2 separate regions of the Mus musculus genome follow, and region 1 is linked to region 2. A link is a loop called in an ENCODE intact Hi-C map of the cell type or tissue named here. Cell type or tissue: left cerebral cortex. All regions are shown on one strand. Links, peaks and the distances in the headings refer to the core of each region. The heading gives the core; the rest is flanking DNA. Region 1 has its middle 89 kb from the start of Gm40518. Region 2 has its middle 21 kb from the start of Gm40518.

Region 1 (2,921 bases), core at 235-2,734, 110 kb after region 2:
GTTAGGTTTTTTTCTTTTTTTCATTTTTAAAAAAATTAAATTGAGATCACAGTTTATTCTTGCCTTTTATCTTGAAGTCAACCCAGGTAATCGGTTGATATTAAAGATTAGAGCTAGAAATTTTGATTATCAGCATGAAATGCTGTCCTAGTATTTGTAAGAAGAAGAAGAAGAAGAAAAAAAGGTAAGATATTTCTTGTACTTGACCCTCCAAAAATTACACTGCTGTCCAATGTGCTGATTCTATGAAAGTAAAGTCACGTGTTACAAATGCAAATGAATGAATTGGATTAAGGAGAGAACAGGGGCCTCCTATCATAGAGAACCATACTGTTCTTAACGTAGAGGAGAGTCATCTCAGGCTGCATTACACTGAAGTAGCAGATGATCTGAAAACCTTAATGGCTTCCACCTCATAAACTTATTTCTTTCTATGCTACACGGATGTTATATTCTTCTTTATTTAGTGACCCACACTGAAACAGCAGCTCTGGTCAAGGATGTGTTGATGCTGAGGCAGAAGAAGAAAGAGAAATTTCGCAACTGAATGCTGGCTCTTAAAGTATATGTAAAGTATAAAATAACTTATGTGATAACATCTCATTGACCTGAGTCTATCATATGGCCAAGGCTGACATCACTGCCTCAGATATCAAAGTTCCTGCAAATAGAAAAGTAAAAAACACCAGAAAGACTGACCTGCATGTAGCTCAGACCTGCAGAGCCAGAATTTAGAATTTCCTGTACAATCCTCCACCATGGGCATGAACGAAGCAGTCATTTCCCCTTTAAGACCAAATTAATATATATTCTAATCTGTAAGTAAACATCTCTTCCTTTCTTCCAAATGCACAAGCTTAGGATAAAAATAGAGGCATTTCATATGCCTATGTGTTCTGTAAACTAGCACATACGCAAAGATGCTGGAGGTTGGCTTCAAGAATTAGAAAGGTCTTCTTTGTGTGTCATAGATGCAGATGAGAAATATATTTAGAGGCAAAGCCAGTATCTCATCCAGCATATTACTAATTATAAATTCAAGCAGACATTTGGGGAGGATGGCAGGAGCCTACCATTTAGTTAAAGCAAATGGCCAATTATAAGTTCTCCCATAACAACAACACAATACGTTTTACATAGTTTCAAATCCCGAGAGGCTAATAATGCCTGTATTCAGTAAATGATCAATAACTTTAAAAAATAAGCACACACAGATACACACTCCTATATATAAAACTTAAATATAGGCTCGGCAGAGGAAGGAGAGCACGCAGCACTTGTCTTCCTGAGCTTGGCTTATCGCATCCATTTTTTAGCAAATGTAATTATCTCACTTTTCTTTACAGCTGTATAAAATTCCATTGTGTACATGGACCATGTTTCCTTTGTCTATTCATCTGCTGCTGGGATTCTAGGCTGGTTCAATTCTTTGTGAGTAGAATAGTAACAAGCATGGTTGTGCAAGTGTCTCTGTGACGTGCTGATTCAGAGGCTGCTAGGTACATACCCAGGAGTGGTGTCGCTGGGTCACATGGAAGCATCTCTGTCAGGATCTACAGTGGCTGTACCAGCTCCTACTTTGGCAGCACAGGAGTCCTCATCTCTACCCACATCCTTGGTACCATTTGCTGCCATTTGTTGTCTTGATGCTGACCACTTTGACAAATGAATGTGAGGTAGAACCTAAAAGTAGTTTTAATTTGCATTCCCCTGATAACGAAGGCTTTCAAACACCTTTCCAAGTATTTGTTGGCTCCTTGTGCTTCTTCTGTGGGGATTTGTCTATTCAGTCCACTGGTCTATTTGTCAATGAGATGATTTTGTTGTTGTTTAATTTCTGCAGTTTTTTATACATCTAGATGCTGCTCTTCCGGTGTGTAGTTGGCAGATAGAGTTTTTCCTGTTCGATAGCTGTCTCTTCACTCTGCTGATTGTTTCATTTGTAGTGCAAAAGTGTTTTCATTTTTATGCAATCCCATTAATCAATTCTTATGATTATTGTATGTGCTATTGATGTCACTTTAAGAAAGAGCTTGCAGGGCTGGAGAGATGGCTCAGGGGTTAAGAGCACTGGTTGCCCTTCCAGAGGTCCTGAGTTCAATTCCCAGCAACTCCATGGTGGGTCACAACCACCTGTAATGGGATCCAATGCTCTCTTCTGGTGCATCTGAAGACAACTACAGTGTTCTGATATACACAAAATAAATAAATAAATCTTTTTTAAAAAGTTCTTCCCTATGTCTATATTTTGAATATAAAAAAAATCAAGTTGAGACATTTCTAGGTGGCAATTTATATCACATTTCAAAATGTTTATTGAGTTTTGAGCTGAGAATTCCAAGTTTAGAAATTTATTCACAAAAGATGACAGGAAGTGCTCACAAAGAAGATAACTGGAGATGTACGGGCCATTTATCACCATCATGTAGATAGACTACATAGGAAGGCTAGAGAGAGGGAGGGAGAGAGGGACGGAGAGAGAGAGAGTGAGAAGAAGCACATAAAATAGAGATTTCTAACAACCGAGTACTAGTGAAATAGGTTGTAATATAGATAGCATGGGTAAAATACTAAATAATTAAAAAGTGTGTTTTGAAAGCACAGTTATCAGAGAAAATATGTGGAAAAACCCATTAGTTCTGATATATGACAAATATAATACACCTAATGTTAATAAAATGCATAGTCTATCTCTACATATAGATGTGCATACATGCATACCGAGCTGAAAGTCAGAACAAAATTATCCATTTCAAGAAAGACAACACATTTCTTGCCATTTCCCCCTTTTGAATTATGAAGATAAAGAATGAGACAGATCTCTTGTTCCCTGAGAGGAGAGATGCATGTGTGTCTATGAGGAGAAGAAAGGCTATCACAGGGAACAACACAGGCTCTGGTGTCAGGACCAACGGATGATG
Region 2 (2,921 bases), core at 219-2,718:
CTTGTTTTGTTTTTTGTTTGTTTGTTTGTTTTGTTTTGTTTCTTTGTTTTTCTTAGAAGTCTGATGGTCAGCTAGAACTCTGCCGATATAGATATACTTGTCTGAGTTGGTCTGGCCCAGAGACAATGTGTCTCTTCACGTTTCTTAAATGAACAATTTCCCAAAGGGTGTGCTCTTCAGTGATAGGCGTTATCTAGCATCTGCAAGCATCACAACTATAAATAGCCCACTTGCCACAGCGAGAAACAAGAAAGTACTCTCCTTTTAAACCTTGAGGCCAAGACAAATCAGCCACATGGCCAAAATCAACACTGATGGATTCAGAAGCATATTCCTGCACAGAGATCAGTTGATGAGATTATTTGTTGAAAAATTATCTCCCATTGATCAAAGCATTCAATCTAAGCAGTGTCTGGCATAGACCCAAGCGACTGGATCCAGTTGCTTAAATATGTCGCCATTTTGATGCTTGCTCATGGATGCACACTGGGGTTTCAGTATGGGGGCTGGGCTATCGATCCTCTTGCCTACCTCACACCAAGTTACCCTTGACCACATATTTGCTGTGTTCCTATCTGTGAACTACACACTCAAGCAAAGAAGACCGCAGTGTTTCTCCGATAACTCAAACGCACTGATCAATTTTATAGAAAGGTTTCAACTACTTAAGAAGAAATTAGGGCCTTTGGGAGAAATAGGGGCTTAATAAAGACAGAGTAAGATTGAAGGAGGTGATAACAAGGAGGCGAAAGGAATCCAGGACCAATGTCAGATCTCAGCTAGAGCGGAGGTCACCTTAAAGAAGAATGACAGCCATGGGCAGGGGGTCCAATTAATTAATTACACCTTAATTGAAAAAAGCTGCCTCTGTTCTCTCGATGTCCTCACTGTCCTCTAGAACTACAGGGAGTACCATGGCATCTGGGGAAGGGAAGGGAAGGGACAGAGCCAGTTTCTCTGTCCCCCTCTCTCTTCCTTCTGATCCAAAAGAGGTAATGAAAAGGTTACCATGGGATCAACGACTTCATACATATGCAGAAGAAAGACAAATCAACCTTAAATCCAAAAAAAAAAAAATTAAAATATAAATAGACTTGTTTGTTTCAAGGATTTGCAGTGAATGCTTGACTCAGTCTGAAGATTAATCAGTGATGGGTAATTATACTCACGCGCATGCGTACCCACATATTCACATTACAAAGATAACCCTAGTTCCCTCTAAGCAGCAAAAATGCAAAAACAGTGTGAGTTTTCTGATTCAAACAGAGGTAAAGTCACCTGAAGCTTCACCCTGGGCTCCAGAGTTCTTTTCATACCCACTGCCAGGCTCCAGCCCAGGATGGTTAGGACGGGCATCACTGAGATCTAGAAACAGCCGCCTCCTCCTCCTCCTCCTCCTCCTCCTCCTCCTAACTCCTCTTCTTCCTCTTCTTTCTCCTCCTCCTCTTTCTCTTGCTCCTGCTCCTCCTCCTCATTCCTCACTGTCTCCTCTTCTCTATTTGTCTCTCCAGCATTTTCCCTGAAATTCTAAATTTTCTTACCAAAAAAGAGTCAGTCTTCAATGCAGACACTCATGGACTTTTATTCCCATGCAAGCTCTACCATACACAATGAGCTGAGCACACTTAAGCTCTGACCCCAGGGACTCAGCCTTGAACAACATGTGGACGCAGTGGCTCACCCTTGTAAATCCTGTGCTTAGGAAGTGGAGGCAGGAGGATTGCTATGAGTTGAGGTCTGCCTGAAGTACACAGAGAGACCAAGACCAGCCTAAGATACATAACAAAACTAAATGAAATGACCACCACCTACAACAACAAAAACAGAGAACAGCTTTTCTCAACTGGGAATAATTTTGATTTCCCAGGATCATTTGATAGTGTCTGGAGACATTGCTAATGGTCTTAGATTGGGTGAAAGGCTACCAGAATCTATTGGGCACAGGCTAAGGAGACTCTTCTGCAACACATAAGAAAGCTCAATACATAGAACTAAAATGTTCATGATGAGGTTGAGAAACTCTAAAAACCTTGGCCTAGGAGAAAAATCAAATTACAAACACATTAATGGGTGAGTCCCTTCCAGCTCTTAATAAAGGGTCCTGTATGTACTAAGGTCCTTGAGTGGAGACAAACTACACATTTTATTTCTCTCTCAACTCTGGGTCTTCCAACTTAGTTGTCTCTCAGCTTTGGTGCAACCTTTGAGTTACAGAAAGAAAGCATATGTTCCCTAATGTGCTATTCCTGAAGGCAGGCATCTTGATATTTGATCGTCCTTTTAACCCACTCACCCTAGTAGTCTTTATCTGAAATAACTAGATTATCAATAAAAAAGGAGAATAAATCCACATTCAGCATTAAGAACTAGAAAGACCACAGACTGAATATTCCATGACAGTGGTTTTGCTGAGTGGCCACGGGTGTGTGCCAGCTTCCTTCTGTCACTAATGTCTCTCATTCTCCATCTGGGAGCAGCATTCCCACTCACCAGGCCTCCTGCTGGAGGAAAGAGATTGGAAATGGAGGCAAAGGGTTGCGCCTTGGCTGTGCCCCTACCGGCTCTGTAGCCTTAGGCAGGTTTCTCTCTTGTACAGTGAGGGTAGTAATGAAGCTTTACTGGGAGTCGCTGACTGAGTGGTGCGTGCAAGGCACTAAGAACAGTGCTCGGCACACAGCAAGTGCTCAAATCCTATTAACCATCATCCCAAACAACTATCACCATGAGCAAGTGGCCACTAGCTTGGGGGAGTCATGAAACATCTTATTAAGTGCCAGAGGTTTGTTTGGAGAGCAACAGTGAGAACCTGTACTTAGCAAAGGGGACCTCGGAGCACCTTTCACCACTGTTAAGCCAAGGCTTTCAACCTCAGCATTATTCGCATCTAGGGCCAGATAACCTTTGTGCGTGAATGGGAATGT

What was found. Hi-C counts contacts between places; a loop is a spot of excess contacts. Peaks named below come from ENCODE experiments on the same cell type or tissue, not always from the same donor. Only the 100,000 strongest peaks of a DNase experiment are listed, where the experiment ranks them.
Region 1: a loop joins it to region 2, with 3 times the contacts of the local background. A loop is called at or near these places in 3 of 42 quality-filtered maps.

What each region holds. Positions count from the first base shown.
Region 1 is chr9:48,068,331-48,071,251 of GRCm38, reverse strand. No RefSeq gene overlaps it. Among named protein-coding and RNA genes, the nearest start is that of Gm40518, 89 kb to the left of the region's middle. In left cerebral cortex, for the core only: no CTCF peak of the experiment used is centred there; DNase peaks (open chromatin) are centred at 921 and 1,441; H3K27ac peaks cover 1,688 bases.
Region 2 is chr9:48,177,848-48,180,768 of GRCm38, reverse strand. It overlaps a transcript of Nxpe4 not described here. Among named protein-coding and RNA genes, the nearest start is that of Gm40518, 21 kb to the right of the region's middle. In left cerebral cortex, for the core only: no CTCF peak of the experiment used is centred there; a DNase peak (open chromatin) is centred at 1,533.